3 separate regions of the Homo sapiens genome follow, and all the other regions are linked to region 1. The links are chromatin loops, found by intact Hi-C in ENCODE. Cell type or tissue: A673. All regions are shown on one strand. Each heading gives the region's core, and the rest is flanking DNA. Links, peaks and the distances in the headings are about the cores only.

What was found. A loop is a pair of places that touch in the nucleus more often than their neighbours do. Peaks named below come from ENCODE experiments on the same cell type or tissue, not always from the same donor. Only the 100,000 strongest peaks of a DNase experiment are listed, where the experiment ranks them.
Region 2: it touches region 1 in a loop (4-fold over the local background); 3 of 110 quality-filtered maps call a loop at or near these places.
Region 3: it touches region 1 in a loop (2.2-fold over the local background); 5 of 110 quality-filtered maps call a loop at or near these places.

Annotation. Positions count from the first base shown.
Region 1 is chr14:30,218,146-30,226,553 of GRCh38, forward strand. No RefSeq gene overlaps it. Among named protein-coding and RNA genes, the nearest start is that of PRKD1, 290 kb to the left of the region's middle. In A673, for the core only: no CTCF peak of the experiment used is centred there; a DNase peak (open chromatin) is centred at 3,636; H3K27me3 peaks cover 1,535 bases.
Region 2 is chr14:30,607,471-30,615,878 of GRCh38, forward strand. G2E3 (G2/M-phase specific E3 ubiquitin protein ligase) reads left to right here. Exons shown (of 15, transcript NM_017769.5): 12 at 418-599; 13 at 4,737-4,909; 14 at 7,879-8,069. Among named protein-coding and RNA genes, the nearest start is that of SCFD1, 11 kb to the right of the region's middle. In A673, for the core only: a CTCF peak has its summit at 3,721; DNase peaks (open chromatin) are centred at 3,421 and 3,741.
Region 3 is chr14:30,438,826-30,447,233 of GRCh38, forward strand. The region is part of intron 3 of G2E3-AS1 (G2E3 antisense RNA 1); the gene reads right to left. The region is part of intron 3 of LOC112267868 (a long non-coding RNA gene); the gene reads right to left. Among named protein-coding and RNA genes, the nearest start is that of G2E3, 120 kb to the right of the region's middle. In A673, for the core only: a CTCF peak has its summit at 4,784 (motif pointing left); a DNase peak (open chromatin) is centred at 4,776; H3K27me3 peaks cover 1,992 bases.

The DNA.
Region 1 (8,408 bases), core at 1,249-6,248:
CCAGGAGTTTGAGACTGGCCTGGCCAACATAGCAAAACCCTGTCTCTAATAAAAAGTACCAAAATTAGCCAGATGTGGTGGCGCATACTTGTAGTCCCAGCTACTCAGGAGGCTGAGGCATGAGAATTGGCCAGGGGTATTCTTTATGAGCTTCAAATGGATGGGTAATTGGGCCCCTATGCAAGGGCTTAAATTACCTAGGAATGAGTATTTATTCCTCTATCCTCCAAAGCTAGTAGCAAAGTAATAGGAGAGAACATGGACAAGGGGGCTCTAACAGCATGATCATCAGCTTTATCAAGAGTGTGTTTTGTATTTCTTCCAAGAAAGTTTCTTGCAGATAGCTAATTTATTTTTTACCCTATCATATTCCAGCAGGTCTGTAACTAGAGTGGTACCCTGTACCCCATAATTGCTCCGTGTTAACAGTTCACAGATGAGTAACTTGTCCCTGGCAATTCAAAAAAGGCTACTGTAGTTTGAGATGATAGATATCCTTTTTCTCTAATAGAAAAAAAAGATGTGTGGGTAGGGAGGGAACATTATAAAAAAAAATTTTTTTTCATGTCATTTATTTGTTTACTTGTTTATTGCCTACCTCTCTCACCTCATTCTCATTAGAATGTTGGCTCCATGAGAGCCAGGACACTGCTTCTATTCATTGATGTTGTCCCAGTACTTTGCACATTGATTGGCACACAAATATTCAATAAATAATTATTAAGTAGACAATTATTTTTCCACCAGAGAAAGAGGGTCCCTTTGGACTAACAGTCCCAAAAAGGAATGGTTTGGTCCATTCCAAAACAGCTTTGTGATTAGCTATGTTTTTCTCTGGGCCTTTTACTGCTCAGAATCCCTGCCAGGGAAGAAATGCTAAAGCTCCCATCTTTTAAATATGTAGATCCCTGACATTTGGTTGCTTCATGAATTTTGCATTGCATAATGACAAGTGTTTAATTTTATAAACTGCTCCTGTAATAGATCATTTTCAAGGAGAGGCATAATCTGGAAATGCAGTGTAAAGTACTGTTGCCGAATTAGACAAATGTCTTCCCCGAGCCAGCGATCCTTTCCGTAGTAAATGTTTTCAAGCATTGACGGATTGGAAGCCATGGAAATAGTCTCAACACCCAGCTGGCTGACTGAGTCAGAAATGAGATGGCCCATGGATGCTTCTCTTTTCCAGGCTGCTGTGTACCAACCCCAGAGTATCTTGGGAGTAGAGAAAATAAAAACAATTGACTTGTTTCCTAAGACCCAAATGGACTTGCTCAGCCTGATTTTGAATTCTTTTTCCATTGCCACAAAAATTGAAGGTAGAGGTAGAAAAAGGGAATCGTGATTTCTGGGTTCTAAAAAGGATAGTTTGGTGCTTTATGGTCTATCTCAAGCATATATGCAATACCATGAGGCCAAAGAAAATGTCTCTAGAAAAGCTCGTGGTGATTTGAGGGTATAATGGGAGGAGAAGCCACACCAATGGGCCAAGTTATGGATAATCCATGCTTTGTGCTCCATGTTTCTGTCACTGTTTGGCCTCAGCAAACTCACTGACCCTCTCTGTTCCTTGGTTTCCTTGTACAAAAAATATGCTTAATATGCTTAATAGTGTTCCCTATTTAACAGAATTCTCATTAAGAAAGTTGAGATTAGCCTGGCCAGCATGGTGAAACCCTGTCTCTACTAAAAATACAAAAATTAGCCAGGTATGGTGGCAGACGCCTGTAATCTCAGCTACTTAGGAGGCTGAGGCAGGAAAATTGCTTGAACCCAAGAGGCAGATGTTGCAATGAGCCAAGATCATGCCATTGCGCACCAGCCTGGGCGACAAGAGCGAAACTCTGTCTCAAAAAAAAAAAAAAAAGTTATGAGATTAATCTTCAAAAGTCAGTGGTTGTAAAAACTGTATGGCTGTAAAAAAAATGAGGCTAGTTTCGTAAACTATATACAGATAATTCATTACAAGTATTTCAAGCAAGAGCATACTGATTGTGAGGGCACTGTGTAAGTTCAATAGGAACAATGAAAAGAAATTGGTGTGTCAAGGGTTAAATATGTAAATTCATAAGGAAGATGGGCCCAATATATTTAGTATGGCTAATAAAGAAAAGAGTTGTACCCAAAGAAACTTGCATCCAATGGCAGTTATCCACAGCCATTCCTCAGGGAAATCTATCAGTCAACAAGGCAGCCCCATGTAGAAGACAGAATCATGAACAACAATCAAGATACCTGAGTCTAAATAATTTTTATGCAGTGACATCTCATCTCAGGCATCAGACTAAGCATGCTACAAAGATGATTTCATTTAATCCTTACAACTATCCTATGAGGATGATGGTATTAGTATCCATGCTTTATAATTGAATATATTTTATACAGGTTAGGAAACTTGCCAAAGGTCACACAACTGGGATTCAAACTCCAAAAGTCAAATTCCAGGGTCACACTCCTAAGTATCATACCACACTGTTTCCTGGTAAAATAATTGCTGGTAAGTCACTTACGCTGAGTTCTTACACCTAAGGTTGGGTTGATATAATCTCTAAAGTCTTTTCCATATATAAAATAAAAAGCTTATTTAACATAGCACTAGATTGGGTAAGCCAATCTGTTTCTTTGGCAGAATATATCAACATATCCTTCTTTGACAGAATACATATATATTGATATGATAGAATACATGTCTATGTATATATTGATTTGATAGAATACGTGTGTGTGTGTGTGTGTGTGTGTGTGTGTGTGTGTGTGTGTGTGTGTATTTCCAGCTCTGTTTGTTACTGTGTCCCCACCACTGGTTGAGAGCCCATCTGTGCAGCTCAATGGCTTGCACAGCACTGATAAGAACTCCATAAATGGAACTGGCCAGGGACATTTTGGACTCATGCTTTTTGATGCTTTGCTAATTGCATAAATTCCAAACTCATGCCATCCAGGCGTCACTGACCTTTCCTGCTTCTAAGAATTCTTCTCCGGTTTTGTTGATTCCTGCCCTAGTTTCCATAGCAGCTGCTCCACATATTGTCTCCCACTTTCCAGTACCCAACCCCATTTAAATCCCCTCTCACATCTTACCCCAGCAGTTCATCTTTCTTTCAGCTTTTCTGAGACTGGTGTTCCTAGAACCCTTCTTTTTCACTTGACAGAATTTCTTTAAATGTTCATGATTCCTTTTCTCCCTCCCACACACTTAAAGGGAAGCAGCATCCGTCTTTCTTCCTCCGTCACTCCATCTTATTGAATCTTGTTATATTATTTCTCCTTTCTCTTATGAATTCCATCTCTTGTTCTTTTCCCCTTTTGTCTAGGAACATACTCAAGCCAGGGGGTTATATCAGTACAGGACTTTTAACTAACACTGTTGAAGATATCCTATGTGCCAGATATTGTATTAGATAATATGCACATGATACTGTATTTAGTCTTCACAGTAACCTCAAAAGGTCGATTTTATAATTGGCATTTTGTATGAGAGGAAATTATGCTTAAACACATTAAGTAACTTGGCCGACGTCATGTACGAAATAAATGGGTAGTGCCAGGATTTAAACCAAGTTTCATTCCAACTTGCATGTTCTTTCCACTGTATCTCACTTGTTTCTGAAACTAAATAAATAAACCCTTTCCTGCAACCCTGCTGCGTTAAGCTCTCATTTTGTCTTTCACTGCCAAACTGGAGTTAAATACTGCAAGCATTTATTAAACATTAGTTATGTTCAAGTGACCGTGCTATATACTTTCCCCGGAGGAAAGACAAAGATAAGTAACATCATCCTTAGCTTCCAGAAGCTTACAACCTAATAACCTAATCCGGGTATCAGATATGTAAACAACAATAAAATGAGACAGGAAGAAGTGCTAAATAAAGTTACCAGAATCCTCTGAGGATACAAATAAAGAGAAAATAACTCGAACTAAGGGACGGTCAGAGCAGAGAATTTCATAAAATAGCTTTTGAGTCATTCAAACCACTTTCTATTGACCTGCAATTCAACCTTGGGAATGTGTCTTCTCCCATCTCTTCCTTTGTGTTCTCTCACTCCCAGCCTACACTATCACTGCACCTTCGAAACTGATCTTCCCACCTCCAACTTTTCCCACTTCAGTCCAGCCTACAAAAGATCCTTGCTGCTGAGTTGCCCTCATTATACCCAACTCAGATTCACCACTCCCTGAATAATACTTTGTGTGGCTCCCTGCTGCCTGCTAAGTAGGAATATATTTATTTACTTTATCCTCAATAATCATAGGCCAACCATATGAAGTTGTTATAAAGATCAAACAGATAACATATGGGCCAAAAGTGTGAAAACCACAAATCATTTTAAAGATAACCTAATGATTACTATATTATGTATCCTACACTTGGACCAGTGTCTGTTTCCTGAACCCAGTCATGGCCGTAGCTCACTGCTGTTACTATAATGACCTCGTTCCTCCTTTCTAACTGTAAAATTCTATTCTATATGTCTCTCAAGGCCCAGCCATAAAAGCTACAGTCTTAAGAAAACATTTTCTCACCTCTCAATGAAAATGTCCTCTGGCTTCTCTGGACATCCTCAGAGCTTTACTTCCAACTTTTCCAATGCGTGTGTCACAGCAAGCCAAATATTATAGATGGTTGAGCATATGTTACAGTTTCCTTGGTTAATTGAAAGCTATTTTAAGGCAAGAACCATTCCATTCATCTTCACAAGGTTTGTGTGCCTAGCACAGTGCCTTACCTAAAGTAGGCACTCAAATATCAATTAAATGGAAGATTAAAACAGGAGGTTATGTTACTCTGTACTGAAATAATTTCAACAGGAGCAAAGGGAAGAATTTTTCATCCATCCTTTTCTGGGATTTAAAGCAAGGCATGAGGATGCAGAACATGCACACCCATACCAAATAACACCAGCGTAGTGGCCATAATGGGGAGGAGAAAAACCCAAATTGACTGGCCCCAATCTTGTGTCTGCCCTTCCAATTCTTATTTTTCAGGACCGAAGAGCCACTGGAAAGCCTAAATGGCAATCATTAGATTTGCCATCTTTCTCTCAGAAATTCAGAATTCAGAAATGGGAGCTATTTTGAAAATCAAAATGAGTAGCTGAAAGTCTCAGCTAAAAGCACACATTTTTCTATTACTCTCCTCGGTTCTCTCTCTCCCTCTGTGCTGTTTATCTCAAGTAACTAGGGGAGCTTGTTTAAGTGAAATCTTGTTATAAACAGTTAAGTCGAATGATGCTACTAGAAGAAGGCTGGGCACAGAGAGATCTGTGACCATGGTCAAAGCCAAGAGTCTCCTTAGTATAGTCCAGAGAGATCAGTTCACTTGGCCCCTCCAAGCTGGTGGTGACTCAAAAATCAGGCAGAAAGCCAGAGGATATCTGGGTTCTGACTCATGTAAACAGGAAACAGTGCCAAAGGCCTCCAGCCAGCCCCAGGTGTGCAGACTGCAGACCTGCACTGGCTTCTCATTGACCTGCAGTTGGCACAGCGTTATCTACAGGCTCTGTCATTATTACTGCCATGACTGTGTCATGTTTGGAGAGCAGATGCCTCCTCTCCCCACTGTCACTTGGAATTCACAAGAGGGCTGAAAAGCATGCCTGATCAGCTTAGGCAGCGGAATTCTCTGCTCTAGCCAGACTTTCTAGATTGATATCAGCTTTTATTATCTTATCATCTTTTCTCAGAAAATTCAAAACGTTTCTCATTGTCCCAATCCCAGTTACTCTACTTCCCACATAACCTCTAGCAAATAATTTACATCTCTAAAATGCCCTGTCTTTTACCTTTGCAGAAGCTGATAAGATAGTCAGAGATGGTGTGTAGTCCTTCTCTTTGTCCATATTGTTAACAATAAAGTTAGTTCTCAAAGATGCACAAAACCTCACACCTGGGAACAGAGTCACTGTAAGGAAATACAACTTTTATCTAAGTTCATTTCTGTTTACCTTGGCTACCTCCCATTTTTCACACTCCAGAAAGAAAAGAAAATTCCCAATCAGGTTCTTGCCAGAACCCTAGTACAGGGCAGGAATGAGGACATGGGCAGTGCCAGGGCAAATTTTTGGCTCCATGGTTGCAACTTGGCAGCATCGCCTTCCAAACAAGAAACAATTGCATAAACTTATATGGTTTCAAAAGGTTTAAATGTTTGCCAGGCGTGAAAGGGAGAAAAAAAAAATCATTTCACAGAATTCCAGCTCAGCGGTTCTAAAAATGATGAACCTTCTAGCTTCCAACTATCTGAGACCCCTGCCCTCTAAAATTTCCTGCCACATTTCTTGGGACCTCCTACATTCTCAGGAACCCTGGTGGCAATTGTTTTGCCTAAACCATGTCTAAAGAGTCCTTGGAGACTGTTATAACCACCCAAGTCCTCTCTTCCACTAGGAAGCCACCTCTCACTCTCCCATCTTAAGGGATACCCCCTTAAGATACCAACCTAATGGGGGTATCTAATGCCTGGCTCTGCCTCCTTCCTCCTACCTGAGGATTGCCTTCCATTTGGAAGGCCTGAGCCATAAGCCATGCAGACCAAGCATTTCTGAGCTTCTCGTGGTCTCTTCATTAGAGGATTTATGGAGCTGGATTCACTCCGAATATCCTATTATGTTCCTCAAGAATTTTGGTATCCAACAGGGAAGGGAGAAGATTGGAATTCACCTACTTGGCCCCAGAGCACCTCTTCCTCTTAGACAGCTGGGTAGAAAACATCTTGCCACAATGACTGAAGCCTGAGGTGGCCAAGGATAGGGTTTGTGAATGCCACACAGCCTGGCAGCACTGGCTGAAAGTGCTCTGTCTCGCCTATAAGTGGAGTGATCGAGACACACTTGGAGATCCATGGAATACTTTTTCTTACTATTTACTTGCTTATTTATACCTACTGCTCTGTGTTCTGAAAAGGATATGAGATAGACTCAAAAATAAATACAGTAAATCATGCTAAAATAATAAGAGGCAGTGAGGGTCGAGTATTTAAAAAAGAGTATAAAAACGATAGAAAGCCAGGGGAAAGATTAGCACAGAGAAATACAGGCTATAAAGTTTGCACAGCTCCTAGAGGTGGGCTACAAATGTGGCTGTGAGCTTGTGAGCAGCCAAACAAAGGAAAATATGACATGATTCATAGTGTCTATTATATAAAAATAACACAGTTGCTATCAAGAGACCAGGCCTTTCCTAGTACTGAGATCAGAGAGGAATGTCTCCCCGGGGTCCACATCAAGAGAACATTGTGTGCTGCACCTGAGACAAATAGAGCAAATTTCATGTGACTTTGCTTCCCAACTTCTGTCAGTCTAGAGGATGACACAACAGCAAAGCACAGCTCAATGGTTTTGCACAGCTGTCCAAAATCATTCTTGAGAAGAAAAAGTAGTAAATAAAATTCTTAAAAAATCTCCTGGGAGGGTAAAATAAGATGCTCAAATTATCCAGCTCTCTTGTGGTCTCAACTGATCCTATTGGAAAATGTTTAAATATCTGGAGAAATGAGCAATATGGAAACTCTTCAAGCCATTCTGTTCTTCAAGCCTTCAAGCTACACTATTTCTTTCAGCTGTGAGCATTTGGTAAGAGTTGGGCGACAGAAAGTTTGAGATTATATTTTCAGCAAAAACCTGAGAAGCCAATAGTCGCTCATTAAGAACAGAGCGATAAATTTTGGCTATCAACTAAGCTGAGGTGAGAGTTGGGGGGAGGATCAAGTCACCCTATTTAAAAAAAAAAAAAAAAAAAGAATGAGAAGAGTGTTTTCTATGATATGAGGTAGACCAGCTGGCCATAAGTAGGTAAGCCAAGCAACTGTGGCAACCCAGGACCAAGGTAATTGTGAATTAGATCTCTATATCTTTAAACTTAAGATCTAAAATCCTTGGTTAATCCCAGCTCCAACCAAGCAGATAATACTTTCCATTTTTCATGGATATATTTTAAGAATGACTGTATTTTAATTATAGGCAAGATGATATTTCAGGACATTTAAGGAAAGATATCTATAGCTCTTAACATCTATTCAGGGGAATTTCAAAGTATTTTAGGTTCGTTTAGTATGAAAGTATTGAAGGTGCTATGTAAATGTAGGTTATTATTACAATTTAATGACATTCCCCTCAAGCAAAAATTGCTAAAATTTACAAAGTGCGGAAAGAAGCGCATCTACTTCCTATTTTTCAGGGGTAATTAATTAACAAGCACATAAACAATTTACTTAGCCACAGGAAATTAAAGTAATAATAATAAACATATGGGCCTAGAAATCCAATTACAGAAGGTCTCTTATTTGCCCCAATGCAGGGAAGAAATACAGAACTAATACCCCCAAACCGCCACACCTCCTGCCCCATGCTTTCTTCCTCCACAGGCACAACACACACCAAAGAGAGGAGTGCAGACTCTATTGGGGT
Region 2 (8,408 bases), core at 1,287-6,286, 390 kb after region 1:
ATATGTATATCTAAATATACAAAAGGTAATGCATTGTGCTATGACAGTATAACATCACTAGGTCATAGGAGTTTTTCAGCTTCATTATAATCTTAGGGACCACCTTAGTGTATTTGGTCATTCTTGACCACAACATCCTTATATGGTGCATGACTGTACACCAAAGTGTTCACAGTGGTTATTATGGTGGTAGGTTTATTGTGTTTTATGTTTTCTACAATAGATTTTTACTTTATATTCAGAAAAATGTGTCTTTTTTTATATTTTAGGTAAGATCTATATTTTCTACATAATGATAGCTTCTAAGAATTATATTTATCTAATGCTTAGATTTTTGGACTAATTTTTAATATAAAAAATGATGGTTATCTTATAATAATAGAAGTGTATTTGATATATTTTCATCTGTATTTACAGCTCTGAAAGAGAATCTTTACTATGAAGCTGGCAAAATGCTTGCCATTTCTTTAGTTCACGGTGGTCCTTCACCTGGTTTCTTTTCTAAAACCTTGTTTAACTGCCTTGTTTATGGACCAGAAAATACCCAGCCAATTTTAGATGATGTTTCAGACTTTGATGTGGCACAGATTATAATCAGGGTAAGCAATGTATCTGTTTATTAAAATGCACACTACATTCTAGGTATCTTTTAATGTAAATGACTGATCTGCAATAAAATAATAGTATTATCTATGAAGGAGTTAGGGATTGTAAACATATATTTCTGTTTACCAGTGGAGTTCTGAACCAGTTAAAAGATAGTTTTAAAAGTCAGATGGCTGGAGATTAAAGTGCCACGTTTAATGTTGGTAAAACCAGTTGGATAATGTGATTTTGGTCTGTGTTCACCATGGCTTGTGAATACTCCTCAGAAATACATGGATTTGCCTGCCTTGCTAGAGACAACGTGAGGCAGATTCCCTATTGCAAGCTAGAAAGCAGATGAAAGTGCACTTTGATGGAGGCCGATGGGTCTGAAGAGAGGAAGGATTTGGCTTACCAGTTAGAATACTTTTCCTTCCTTCTATAGGGAGGTATGAATGATAGATGGAGAGAAAGACTAGGCTGAATTTCTTCCAAAGGGAAACAAGTGGTAGGGATCGGGGAGGACTTAATGCGTCCGCCTAAAAATAGTTCATTTATTCAGCACTTATAATGGGACCTGTACTAAACATGTCACATGTGCAAACACTCATTTATCATAATGCCATATAAGTGTCATTGCCAACATGTTACTGCTTTAAAAACTGAGACAATGCAAGCCATTTAACTTTTCTTCCTTAACCTCCCTCCTACTTAAGCATATTCTATCCATTGTCTCAATTAACAGGCAGTGTTGTTTAATGATTAAAAGCATAGGCCTTAGCCAGGCGTGGTGGCATGTGCCTGTAATCCCAGCTACTCTGGAGGCTGAGTCACAAGAATAATTTGAATCCGGCAGATGGAGGTTACAGTGAGCTGAGCTCACACCACTGCACTCCAACCTGGGCAACAGAGGGAGACACTGTCTCAAAAAAAAAGCACAGGCTTGGAAGTCAGATTTTACTTTGAATGCCAACTCTTATAACTACTATATGTTGTGTCACTTTGGGCATATTAATCTTACTAAACCTCAGTTTCTAAATCACACAGTAAGCACTATTGAAGTGTGAGTTGCTACAGTGTATTACAACAATTCTGTTTATTTGCCCTAAGACTGCTTATCCTAACATCATGTTTTAAATTGACCCTTTAATTCTTCGTTTTTCTTTTTGTGCCCTCTTTACTAAAAAAAAAGTATATTTAAGCTTCATTGTCTCTACTTCGTATTTCCTATTTATTTCTTGTAATCAGGCTTCTGTCCCTACCACCAGTCTCAAGTTAGCTAGTTCATAGTTTATATCCAGGGAGCTAAATATCCATGTCCAAAGGCCTTTTCTAATTTTTCATCTGCTGTGACTTCTGCAATTACCACTTAGAATTTCTCTGCAATATTTTATTTAATATTGTACTTCCTCCTACTTCTGATGATTCTCTCTTCTTTAATGCTTCTTACTTCTTCTTACCCCTGAAACTTAGCATTTTTCAGTGTTGTCTTAACAGTCATCATTCTTTATTATTTGGAGAGCTTCTTCTCTCCTGTAATCTTTCTGAATGATTTACAGACCTGTATTTTTGAGCCCCCGGACTTTTATATACAGATAAGACCTGGGTCTTGCTAGCACATTGAGTCTAACATGTTTAAGATAAAAATAGTATTTTTCCCAGAATTTTTTGTTTGATTGTTTTTTGTGGGGCTTTTTTGTGTTTTTACCTGTTTGCCTTTTCTTTCCAAGAGACTTCTTACTTCCAAGCTGTCTTGGAGAGTCATTTTCATACTCCTCCATTTTCCAGTTATATGTCAAGTCACCTGCCTCTAAGACTGACTTATTGTCAACCTTTCCTTCCTGTTTCTAGTGTGCCTATTTTACCAAACTCAAATTTTCCCTAGGCTTAGACAATTAGAATGTTGTTCTAATATTCTTATTTGGGATGATTCTTCCAAAAGTACAGTTTTGACCATATTGCTTTCTTCCTCAGGAATCCCCCAGTGGCTTCTCATTGCCTGTTGAACGAAGTTGAAGCTCTTCATTAGGGCATTTAAGACCTTCACCTCTCTTCATGGCTTTATCTACTCCAGTTTCTGTACTTTTTATCCAGTGTTTGTTCATTTATTTAAGAAATACTATGTATTCTGTACTGTTTTGTTACTAAAGATAGAGTAGTGAAGCAAAGTATCTGCCTTCTTGGAATTTACATTAAGAGAGAACACAGAAGATAAACAACAAATGTAATATGCCATCACGTAGTAAAATGTATTATAATGCTAAATAAAACAGAATATGGCCGGGCGCAGTGGGTCACGCCTGTAATCCCAACACTTTGGGAGAACAGGTGGGTGGATCACCGGGGTCAGCAGTTCGAGACCAGCCTGGCCAACATGGTGAAACCCCATCTTTACTAAAAATACAAAAAAATTAGCCAGGTGTGGTGGCGCGCGCCTATAGTCCCAGCTGCTTGAAAGGCTCGCTTGAGCCCGGGAGGCAGAGGTGGCAGTGAGCCGGGATCATGCCACTGCACTCCAGCATGGGCAACAGAGTGAGACTCCATCCCAAATAAATAAATGTATACATAAATACATACATGCATACATACAACAGAATAAAAGGAGATGGATAAGGGTTGGAGTATATACAAGTTAGGTTTTAGGCTAAACTTCTGTATCTCATAGACCCAGAAAGACAGTGGCTCAAACAAGGCAGATGTTTACTGTTCTGTAAAATCCATTGTCTAGATTTTAGGGTAAGAGTTGGCAAAAAATGGCCTGTAAGTCACGTTCTGGCTTGTTGCCTGTTTGGTAAATAGTTACATTGGAATGCAGCCATGCCCATTTGCTACTGATCTGACTGCTTTCACGCTACAGTGGCAGAGTTGAGTAGCTGCAACAGATACCATATAGTTTGAAAAGCATAAAATGCTATCTGGCCCTTTATACAGATGGCCCTCTGTTTTCGAGATAGAGTTGTGATTTACAAAACCGTCTAAGGACTTGAGTTCCTTCCTCTCATTATCGTGTAACACTTAGCATTATTGTTTGCATCCACATGGTTGAAGCTTGCTCTTAAAGGAGAAAAGTGGAAGTTGAGAGCAGGGAAGTTTGACATGTTGTTTTTACTTACATCCCATTGAACAGTCATGTAGCCCCACCTAGCTGCAGCAAAAGTTTGGCTATGTGCCCAGCTGAAACTCAGGGTTGAGGGTTTGCAGGGATGAGGCAACATATACCCAATTATTACTCCGACAGGGTGTAAAGATAGTATTTTGAGCAGAATAGTCATGAAAAACTTAGGAGATTTCAGCAGAGATTTTGAATGAATGAAAAGAAGTCATGTAAATCTCTAAGAATGTTTTAGGAAAAGGAAATTGCAAGTAAATTTTCTGTTAATGGATTGTTTCCTATTTTTAACTTTCTCCATCTGTACCTTTAAGAGCTAACCTGTATGAAAGTGTCTTGCACATAAATGGCCAAGTATTTCTTTGTTTATGCTGTTCACTAAAATATTCTTGATAAAATTCTGTCCATCTTTTAATTCTCAGCTGTTACTCTTTTTCATGAATTCTCAGGTCATCTTTCTTGCCTATCTAGTACTAGGTAACTTTTCTCTTTTTTTTTCTTTTCTTTTTAAGAGATAAGGTCTCAGTCTGTCACCCAGGCTGGAGTACATTGGTGTGATCATAGCTCACTGAACCTCCAACTCCTGGGCTCAAAATCCTTCTACCTCATCTTCCAGAGTAGCTAGGACTACAGGTGTATACCACCCACACCAGGCCTTTTTTTTTTTTCTTTAGAGGGGGGCTAGCTGTGTTGCCCAGGATGTTCTTGAACTTCTGGCCTCAAGCAGGCCTCCCACCTCAGCCTCCCTAGTAGCTAGTCTTACCTAGTGCTATATAATTTTTCAATGTCAGTTATTTCCTTTTTTATAAATAGTTTCACGTAGTAAAGTGGCATTATACTCTGGATTTCTTGAAGGCAGAAATAGACAAATTTGTTGAACTGGATGATCAGACATTTATTCTAGAAGAATATTTCTTGGTTTACTTTTACTGCACCCATATGTACTAAGAAATTTGAGTATAAATTAACAAGTATCATTTGAAATGTGCATGTCACTCAAAAGTAAATGAGTAAAGTGGCTGTATTTTCTCCTTCATTACAGATAAATACTGCAACAACTGTAGCTGACTTAAAGTCAATAATAAATGAATGCTATAACTACCTTGAGTTAATTGGATGTCTCAGACTTATAACGACATTAAGTGATAAATATATGTTAGTAAAAGACATACTTGGCTACCATGTAATTCAGAGAGTCCACACACCCTTTGAAAGGTAAGTTGTTTCTATTAATATATGGCTCTTTCAAATTACATGTTTAAAGTGGTTAATTATCTTGTAATGTGAGATATATTTGGTAATAAGTGAGATGTTTTTCTCAGAAAAAAATTTAAATGCTATTTTTAAATAATAACTTAAGCCTTTTTAGGATGGTTACTGTTCTGATCATTTAATAAGCATTGTGTAGGTCGGGCATGGTGGCTCACTCACACCTGTAATCCCAGCACTTCGGGAGGCTGGGGCAGGCAGATCATTTGAGGTCAGGAGTTTGAGACCAGCCTGACCAACATGGTGAAACCCCGTCTGTACTAAAATACAAAAATTAGCCGGGCGTGGTGGTGGGTTCCTGTAATCTCAGCTACTTGGGAGGCTGAGGCAGGAGAATTGCTTGAACCCAAGAGGCGGAGGTTGCAGTGAGCTAAGATCATGCCACTGCACTCCAGCCTGGGTGACAGAGCAAGATTCCCTCTCAAAAAAATGAAAAAAGAATTGTGTAAATGTATGATGCTTTCATAGAAATAACCACTGCTTCAGATTATAATTTTTTTCTAAAAAATATTCTTTTTAAAACTCTTACCACATGAGCCAACTATTCTGTCTCTGTGCATTCATTTAATAACTATTTATTGAGTACCTTTTATCTGCTGGGTAATACATATATTGACCGTTCTTTGATTAACAAGGTATGTATGATTCCTGCTGTCCTTTAGTTTAGAACACTGGTCTAAGTTAGACAACTTATGTATCTCCTTACACTCTTACAATTTTTTTAAACAATGGAAATACACATATGAAAGTCTGTAATCACCATCCAGATCTAACACTTATTAACTTGTGCCTGTCTTGTTCATCTTTATCCTACCCTTGTTATTGACTCCAGTATTATTTTAAAGCCAATACCAGATATCATCTCAAACCTGATAAATTCATTTAAAAAAAAGTAGTATCATTAATCCATAGATTTAAATATATTTGATGTGTTTAAAATCTTTATAGTTACTATTACTACTGAAGTTTATATGTCTTGGACCAGTATAAGTCTCTTTATATTATTGTTTTTAATTCTTTCGATGTGAGCCTTAATGGTCTTTGTAAGCTTTTTTGCTATATGGTATCACAAGGTGTTTCAGACTCATTTTGTACATTTTAGCCTAAGGAACCTTTGTTATTTTTAATGGGAAATGGGTAATTCACAACCACAGTCTGGATGCTAGAGATTCTTAGTTTTGGTGGGTTGGTCATGGTATCTAGACCTTTTCATTGAACCCAAATTAGAAAATCAAGGGTTTTTAAATCTATTTTAATCTATTTTGTTTTTTTTTTTAAAATCAAACTTTTTTTTAAAGATACATTATGAGTGTGTCCTGATAATTCTAATTCAGATTCTCTATTGCATGATTTTTACTTAACATTTTCTTTGTCCTGTGTTGAGAATTCCAGTTCTTAATGACACTGGAGAATTTAAGTATGAAGCAACTATTTCATGTGATTTATTCCACATTTCATAACCAATAGTCTCAGAATAACAATACTAACATTATCAAATTGTTGTGCTTATAAGTCATTGGAATATTTTATGTGTGGCTAAAAATTGAGCATAAATTGCATTTTCATTTTTTATTTTTAGTGATTAGTTTTTATTAACATTTCATTTTATTTTAAAATTATATAAAATGTTTTATATAGTTCCAAAGTCAAATGTATAATAAGAATATATTGAAAGTATATACAAAGAAGTATAGGTTTCATCCTTACTATGTCCACCATTCAACCCTTTATGAAGTAACCATTTTGGCAACTTTTTTGTGGTTTATTCTTTTATTATTTGTTTTTCTTTTTAATGATAACAGATAAACATGTGTGTTCTTAGCTCATTTTATGCTGCTATAACAATACCTGAGACTTGGTAATTTATAAAGAAAAGAAATTTATTTCTCACAGTTCTGGAGGCTGGGAAGTCCAAAGGCATAGTGCCAGTATCTGCTCAGCATCTGGTGAGAGCTGTCTTGCTGTGTCATAGCATTGTGGAAGAGCAAGTGAGCACTCAACCCATAGGTGTGCCCTCGAAATCAGGCTGAACTTACCCTTTTTATCAGGAGCTCACTCCCACAATAATGATATTAATCCATTTATGAGGGCGGAGCCCTTGTGACCTACTCACCTCTTAAGGACCCTATCTCCCATTGCTGTTATACTGGCCATTAAATTTCAACATGAGTTTCGAAGGAACTCATTTGAAACCATAACATTCTGCTCCTGGCACTCTAAAACTCACGTCCCACTCACATACAAAAGAGTATCTGAGGAGGTGAATAGGAAATTTAGAAAGTCAGGCAAAAATGATATGTTTGTTCTTTGCTTATTAATGAAAATGTGCATTTTAAAATATTCAGTTGTTACTTGCATTTCTTTTGTTAATCATATATTTTTTGTTCATTTTCCCTATTGATCTTTCAGAAGAATTTGTATTCTTTGCATAAAATTAATTTTCTGTCATATAAAATATCTGTCATTTGCTTTATCTTAATTTCTTTTTAGCAATACATGGGTTTTAAATTTTTATGTAATGAAGATTTATCACTCTTGGTAATATCTGGGAAACTTTATTTTTATAATAATTAGCTTTGAAGTGTAAAACACTTCAGATTTTGATGTCTTTCTTACTAATAAAAACTTGTTAGTTTTGAAACTATAAAGCCAAATAATGTAGGTACATAAAATATTCATTTGATATTAATGTATTTGCTTGTTATGGATTTGAAAGTATCATGTGTAGTATATCCATATCTTCTCTTTTTCCTCACATCTGAAAATATGATTGTCTCTTGTGGGGGTTTTTTGGTTGTTTTTTAAAAATCATTAGCTGTTTTGAAAACATGCCAGATAAAATGCTGGAAATATTCCCTAATATAATACCAAACACACATGTATGAATGTTGGCTCATTATTTTTCTTCTCTTAAGTTTTAAGCAGGGTCTGAAAACCCTTGGTGTTTTGGAGAAAATTCAGGCTTATCCAGAAGCATTTTGTAGCATCCTGTGTCATAAACCTGAGAGTCTTTCTGCAAAAATCCTTAGTGAGCTTTTTACAGTACACACATTACCTGATGTGAAAGCTTTGGGGTTTTGGAACAGTTACTTACAGGCTGTTGAAGGTATGTGGATATTTTATTTTACTTTTAACGATCTCAGAATATTTGTTTCAGCATATTTGTTGGGGGTTTTATTTGTGTATGTTTTGCCTTTTGGTATTAATATTAAGATGCTAACTCCGTATTTACAAAAGAAAGTTATTTCAAAGCAAGTTTATATGACTGAATTAAAAATAATGAGAAAAGATTACAGAGTAAATTTATATTTTGTAATTTTTTTCTCTAGATAAGTTTAGGTGAAAGGCATTCTTTCTAGAAAACATTATTGTCACCGCATAGAACAGTTTTAATCCTAATAATCTATTTCATCATTTTCAATTTGAAGTTAAACTAAATTATTCT
Region 3 (8,408 bases), core at 1,907-6,906, 220 kb after region 1:
AATCTCTTTAAAATGACCCTTTTTATTTCAGACACTCAACTTGTTTTTGACTATAAAGGCAATTGCTTGAGAGGCTAAACTCCTCCAAATCACAGGGGGCCAGTTATTGCCTGTGACCTCCAGAGGGAATGAGGCTTTCTTCAGATGCGACATCTTAAAACTGGCAAATAAAAATGCCCATTTTAAACAGCAGAGACTTGAGTTAAAAGAAAATTATATTTTGATTCAACTTGCTCAAAAAACACTTTAATGCTTACCCCAGATTTGCTTTGCTTTGCAATCTAAAAACATATAAATGTGAGTAAATATGTATGTATATCTGTGTGTATATTATATTATGATGTATACATGTAAGTATATACTTGACAACATTCAAACAGGCTTTGAGAAACTTTGATTCTCTGTGTAGTGACAGGGTTCGGGATAGGGTACCCCAAAATCTAGCACCTTGGCATTTAGGAAAACAGCAGAAGCAGGACAGTCTCTCTGACCTCCTGTCCGCCCTCCCCTGAAATGTAGCATAGAAACTGGACTCCCCCTCCTCTCTTCTCCCCCAGTGCAAGCCATAAAACCTAGCTGATCTTCTCCTGAAGTAGGTCATGAGACCCCCATTCCAAAGGGGTCCTCCCTATACCAAGAGGAAATAAATGCCTGAAGACACAGAGGCACATAAAAGAATCTGAACAGGCCTTGATAATTCCCCCCAGATTATTATTATTATTAGGTCTTATCCTTCATCCTCCAATCACACTTTTGCATGACTATCCATAAAAATGCACCGGGTTTCCTGTTTCTTTGGGTCTTCGTTTCTGAAGGCGCTTGTACCACATGAAGCTTATATTAAATAAACGTGTATGCTTTTCTCTCATTAACCCATCTTTGGTTATAGAGGCCTCTCAGCCATAAGCCTTGTGGTGGGTGAGGAAAAAGATATTACTTTTATCCCCTACCATAGCTAAGTTTTAAAAGAATATTCTAGAGAGGTCTAATTATGGTTTAACAAATTAGGACAGTATAGGTCAGTTTCAGTTCACTGTTGGCTGGGATTCCAGTGTTTTCATTATGCCCTGGCTTTATTTTTATAGTAATAATCAGGAAATCATTTAACCCAGATATTAGCCAAATGTCTCATCAAAGAAAATATTTTTGCTCAGATAGCTTTGCCTTTATCATTACTCTCTCCTTTTTATGAAAGTACCATTCAGTTTACATTAAAGATGTAAGATATAACAGACAGGAATAAGAAAAGGGGCAACTCTGGGACAGAGAAATGTTGAGATTTGTCCCAAGCATTGTTCAGGCAACACTACTCTGCAAATAAGCCCTTTCAAGACCCCAGTGCACCAGGCATTCTGCACACTTTCACATCCAAATCAATTCTAGTCTATGCCATATACCTACACAATTCAAGTTCTCATCGTCGTATTGGTAAAACAAATAGTCCATGGTATTTGAGACTCAGATATAAAAACCATTCTATATAAAATGATGACAAGTAACATGAAGAATAAGGCAATATTATATTCTTGAATTTGTAGTCATGGAATCACTCTAACTGTCCTCGTATCAAGAGAATGCTGCTGGAAGGAAATGTGGCAGTGTGAGGTAGCAGAAAGTACACTGGCTTTGGCGACAAGTTCCCAGAGTTAGCGTTCCTTCACTCCCCCCACCCGACCCCTGTTCCCTGACACTTGCTGTGTGACCTTGAATAAGTTATTTCATCTCTCTGACTTTTTCCTTGTATGTAAATTGAAGGTATGAAAATATCTATTTATCCTATTCAAGATTTTTGTGAAGATCAAAGGAAACAATCCAGTTAAATGCCTTTTGGAAATTATAAAGCATCAATAAATATCATTGTTGCTGCTTTCACTATGATTTACAAGGCTAAGAATTCTTGTACCCTGACTAGATAGATTTAGATTTGCTTAGAAGGACGTGTTTCCTATAAAATGCATGCTTGGTCTTCCTTCAGACACTAAACCGACGCCATAATACAAGCTCATGCATTTAACTGTCGTTTCCACATAAGGTTTATTTGGGACTCATACCATCAGATCCCCTTGCCTTATGAGATGCTCAAAACACCTTTATCTATCCTAAAAATTAGAATTTCAGAAGCCATTGTGTTGTTCTCCAGGCCTAAGTACACTTTTTTCACTTATCAAAGAAAGATTATACAGCCAGAATAATTCGTATATTGCTGCCTCTTTAAGACATCTATTCATTGCTCCTGGCTTGTATTGAAACCAGATGGTAAAACCAAGACTGGAACATCCTTTGGTGTCCAGAAGGAGGCCAGTCTGGCCAAAGCATTGTCATTCCTGTCAGCAACCAGAGTCAAAAGCATTTTTATAGTTAATCATCAGGAGTGCCTACTGGCTCCAACAGGCATTCATGCAGTATTTGTCAGCGTGAAGGCTCTGTCCACACTACAGATGACACCATGTCGGCGAGAACTGTGTTTCAATATCCTTTAGCAATGAGCTGAGCAAATTTTCATGGCTGATTCCCAAAGCAAACCATAATATAAAATTTAGTGCCGGACTTCTTTTTTTACCAAATTGAGTGGATAATAATACCTTTTATTTCTAAAAACTAACCCCTCACATCAAGTTTGCCCTGGAGCATTCATTAAAACTCAGGAAGTTAAACAACTGCAGCAAATTACCACAGATAACTTTAAAGAAATTAACCCACCTTAAAACGAACTTTTATTTCAAAAGATGTGAAGCTGCAGTTTTAGACTCTGAGGGGCCTAAGTAATTTCATGGATGACAGCCGACTAGTAAAAATCCTGTCTCCACCTACAGTTGCAATAATCATTTGCAGCAAAGAGATGGTGAATACAAAAATAACATAATTGGGACAAATGCACTATGCTTTGGAGTTAAAATAGAGGAGTTTTCGTGGCCACAGAAAAGGAAGGCATTGAATAATAACACTTTAAAACATGTCGAGGGGGTGAACTGATCAGGCCTTGTATGTAGCTGATGGAGGCTATTCATCTTTCAAGTACTATCAAGAAGCAAATCCGGATATCTGGAAAGGAACATCCAAAAATGGCTTTTCCACTTCACAATAGAGGCTTGTCACCATATCAGAGTGACTCAGATGAATATTTCATATGAAAGATTCAGGTAAAGAAATTTGAAGGAGATGCTTGGGGCAGCAGAACTCAATTGCAATTACATACTAAAATATTGCAAGAGGATCTAACACAGATATGATTTCTTTATATGATGGAATTGTACAAGCAAAACAGTGTTTAGGACACAAACCACAGAAATTTCAGGTTGTAACTGATGAATACTTGCAGAAGCTAGAATCCCATAATACTGAAGCTATTCTGCCTTCCATGGTATCTATATAGTGCTTATAATTCATGGTTTTTTCACCAAGCAAAGTAAGATGAGATTTATAATGGCAACCCTAATATTCTCTAGTTCATGGAAGTTAAGATACCTGATGCAATGCAGATTGATTTGTTTTGGGTTGATAACATTTGAAATGTGATGATCAATGTCATTTATCTTCCTCTGTTTAAAAATGTTGCAGAAATTACCTAAGATATGTGGATGCTGATGGGAGCTTGCTGATTTGGTTTGGTCTTCATTGTTTCTGAACGAAGAGTGACTATTTTATCACAAGTAAACCCATGGTTGTCATCTGTAATGCTCTCTATTATTTTTGAGTTTTTACACTGAGAATATGTTATAACAGCCATCTAAAAGGACAGAAGAAATTTAAAATTAGGCATTTTAGTCATAAATCCTGTGAACAGGAATTATTTAATAGCCTCTGCTATTTTGAAAGGGCAGCAATTGAAAAAAAACATTTTAGAAAAAGAAACAATCTAAAAAATTTAGTCAGATTTTTGTTTACAAACTGTTGTGTTATGGCTTGTCCCGTGTGAAGTTTAAGAAAAATAGTACCACACATCTTAAAAAACCAAACACCACAGTAGAGAGCAATAATGTAGAATATAGTACAAAGGTTTATTTCCAAGAGCCCACTGCCTAATTTAAATGTCTTTTGACTGGCCAATCATTTTCACTGGTATGCCAAAATGACTGGAAACAAGCTTCCTCTAACCCCTCACTCTAGTTATTAACTGAGCCAATCAGAAAAAAAAAGACCGATTTTTAATCTACACAGTAAACAGGTTCATACATTTAAAGAAACATGGCTCTCTTAGCTGCCCTTTGTTAGATTAGAGAAAAGAAATCTATTTCATCCTCAAGGAAAAGTTATTTCCTTTGTTTTCTGACATATAAAATGAACTATAAACAGCTTTACCGTAATAAATTAAAATGTCCTAAAAATCATCCCAATACTATAAGAGATTTTTATTCATTAACCATGACTAAAAGACATTCAATGATGAAAGCTATATTAGGCTAAAAAATATTGTTCAGAAAGGAGTTGCAGGATTCTGTCCTTTTTTTACTCCACGTATTATATAAAAGGAGAGCTGAAAATCATCTGGAAATAATTTTTAAGCATTTTAAACAGGGCCCCTGATATTAATTTTCTCCTCACATTTATATTAAGAAGCTAATAAAATATGGATTACATAAAGTCAAAAGATCCATATAAGCCTTCACTTGTTATATAAAGGGCCAGAACCTTATGTAATATGCATTTTCTTACTAATTCTTCAAATTTTAAATGCTTTGTGTGATAACGAGGAATACTGAATAATGGGGTTTAAATGTTTCTAAAAACTGAATATGCACAGAGCGTTTGAGCTACTATTGCCAGTAGTTTGGTGACATCTAGTGGAAATAGCGACTTCAGCCTACCTTCCTGAGTTAACTTTAAATCCTATAGCAAAGGGAAAGTGTTTAGAAGATGGCTAAATCATCAATTCCCTACCTTCTTTGCTAAGTAACAAGAGTGAGCGAATTTAGCTAAGCCTTCTGAAGAAAAATAAAATCCACCCCAATTACTGTGAACAAATCTGTTCTAATTATAAAATACACGGTCTTTGTAAAGAATTTGGAATACGCAAAAACATACAAGAAAATAAAATTATCCATAATCCTTCCACCCGCAAGTAAACACCAGTGATATTGTATGTCTTTTCTTCTAAGCTTCATAATATATTCTTGTTGGTGTTGTTTTTTTTACTAAGTTTGGTTATTATAAATATATAATTTTATATCCTAATTTTTTTAACATTATGTGAGCAGTTTTTGTATTTATCAGGTATGAAAAATAATCTTAGTTATGAGAGGCAGAGAACTATATCATCACTTATTTTTCAAAGTAGGATGCAGCAAGCCAACAATTCTGTGAATCCTGTATGGCAATCCATGAATGATAGAAAAACATGGTTCCAATAAAGTTCTTTTATTAGCACAATACACAAAAAGACCATGTTATTTATAGAAATGTTAAAAATGTGTTTTACATCTACAAAATTTTAAGGACTTACTATATTATCAGACACTAAGGGTATCGTAAATGAGTGAGACCCAGACCTTACCGTAAGACACGAGTAGTCTGATAGGGAAGATTTAAATATTGTTTAAGACAATGGAATTATGATCAGCCTGTGAACTGTAACAAAGGAGGGAGGTATTTAGAGAATAGGTAAATGGAAAATCTTCAAACAGAAGATAATGCCTGTGTAGGACTTGGAAAAGTGAGTAAGAATGAAGGGTGTTTCACATAGAAGAAAGCCTAGACGAAAACAAGAAGCATGGAATGGCCTGGTGTAGGCTGGTATCCCTGGAGAAAAGTCATCACTTCAGAAGATGTGACTAGAAAGGTGAGCAGAAGCAGATGGCTGAAGATCTTTATCATGGAGGTTATGAAAACCCACTAAAACTTCTTTTTTAGTAACATGATTACATTAGCATTTTATAAAATCATGCTGACTGAAGTGTGGAAAATGAACAGCAGAGGAAAAGACCAGCCAGTGGGCTGTTGTAGCAATTCAGGGGGGAGACAGTAAGGCCTGGACTAAGAAAAAGCAATGAATTCAAACAGAAGACCAGAGAGCAGAAGGCTGTTTAAGAGGGGACAATCGCACAATTCAAATATGCTGGATGATGGAGGAGGTACCAAGGATGACCCTAGTTCTGGTATAGGGGATTGATGTCTAGAATAGCATTCAGACAATTATTAGCTAAATGTTTATGATTTTTAGATTATGTGCTGCAATACAGTTTAGGATTGGACAAATCCTAATTTATTTTACCATCATATGATAAATATTAGGGAAAGGGGTGTGAACAACTTATAACACCAGTCCTAGTTACTAAGCATTTTCTTTGGCATAGAGGTCAAAGAAAAAGAAAATCTGGCATGGTCTCACCACCCTGATGAGAAAAAAAAAAAATGCCTCTACTGTAGGCACCGAGTGGTTAACGTCTCTAATTGGCCTTAGCACAGTGCCAAGACTCAGGGGGTAAGAAGAGTGCTAAAGAGGTTGGAGACATAATCAAGGAGATTCAAAAGAAAAACTAATTTCAGCTGTCACTGAGCTTTGTCTATATAGAGTGTCATTAGAAAGAGTAAATGACCTGCTGAACTCTTTGGTATTGAGAACACATTTCTAAAATGTGGAGAAAATCAAAATTACATCACTCAAAGGCTGTCTCTATATGCCTCTGTGCACCTACATACATAAAAAGTGAAGAAGAGAGAGAGCTTGTACAGCATGCAACCTGGAGACCTGAATTCCCTGAGTAATGGTTACTAGTGATCTAATTCACTAAGTCAACAAGAACTATGTATCGTGCCCTTGCCATGTGCCCAGTGCACCTTGCTGCCAGGCAGTGGACATTTTCGGCTACCACTGATGGAGTGCTCACTTTGGGCTAAGTGCTTAACAAACATTATCCAGCTTAATCCTTTCAACGGCCTATGAGTTTGACCTCATGATGCTTAGGGAGGTTAAGCCATTTGTCCAGGGTCACTCAGCCAGTAAGCGGAGAAGCTAGGGTTCAAACTCTGCTTTCTTCTGACTCAGAGCTGTACTTTTAACCATTACACTATCCTGGGTCACTGTTCTTTTGTTTTCTTTTTAAAAATCATTTTTCTTACATTGCGCTGTTATTTACTATTCCACGAACACAAAGAACCATGCATGGCACTAGCTGAATCTTAATATCGATACAGAGTTCCATCCCAACTTCAGACTTGTGGCTCCACAACTGACTAGGCAGCGTGCTCCTATTTTGTTTCAGGGCATGCAGAGCTGGTATGTGAGAGACAGGTGGCAGCCAGTTGCTATGGCAATTGCCTGTCATTAATGATAAAGGGTAATTACTGCAGCAAATTTCTGTTTCGCTTGAAAATGTGACTTGCCCCTTCCCCAAAGGGAGCACAACCCTTTATACCCTCTCTACTCACCACGGCCTATCATCTTGTATAAGCTTTACCTAGACCACTTGGCTTTGCTGCAAGGAGCTAAGTAAAGCCTGACTTCTTAAAGATTCAGGAGAAGAAATATTAGATGAGTCACAGAACAAAAAAGGCTCAGAAGATACACATTTTCCTCCTCTACAGACTGTCTAAACTTGCTTTCCCTTAATTAAGTTTGCAGGAAATAATCCCAAGTATTGCACATTTGTGGACCAAGTTCAATGACTGCTTGAATGGCCATATGTGGTCAATTACTAGATGCTAAGACTGCAAGACCACGTAATTTTTTTTTAGATGATGAATTTTTTTTATACTTTAAGTTCTAGGGTACATGTGCACAACGTGCAGGTTTGCTACATATGTATACATGTGCCATGTTGGTTTGCTGCACCCATTAACTCATCATTTACATTAGGTATATCTCCTAATGCTATCCCTCCCTGCTCCCCGCACCCCACGACAGGCCCCGGTGTGGGATGTTCCCCACCCTGTGTCCAAGTGTTCTCATTGTTCAATTCCCACCTATGAGTGAGAACATGCGAAGACCACATAATATTTTCAAACTGACTTACAGAACTATAAATCTGTGTCTCAGTATGATTTTCAAATCTTTCCAAGCCAGCTAATAACCCTTTTGATGGTAGAAACTGTGCTTTGTATGGCAGGGGCAATATGGAATGAAAAATTTCATTAGTACCTTTTAATTCAGTGTTCTATATGAGTTTAAATAGGAAAACTTCTCTCCATAGTAGGTTACACATTATGGTAGGTAAATATTGTCATAAAATAAATGCAAAGTAAACAGCCAAGAAGCTGGAAAGCAACACAAAATCAAACACCTGTTAGTCTCTCGTTTCTTTCCACCCCTAAACTTGGGGTCCAAGTATGTCTCCTGCCTTAAGTTTCTTTTGAAATGCAACCCATAACTGCTTGGCACACTGATGATGGATCCCCAGGAACTGTTCCTACAAACAGGAGGTCTAGTGATGGCACTAAGTTCTGTCTCATAATCATCTTTTTCTTTTTCAATC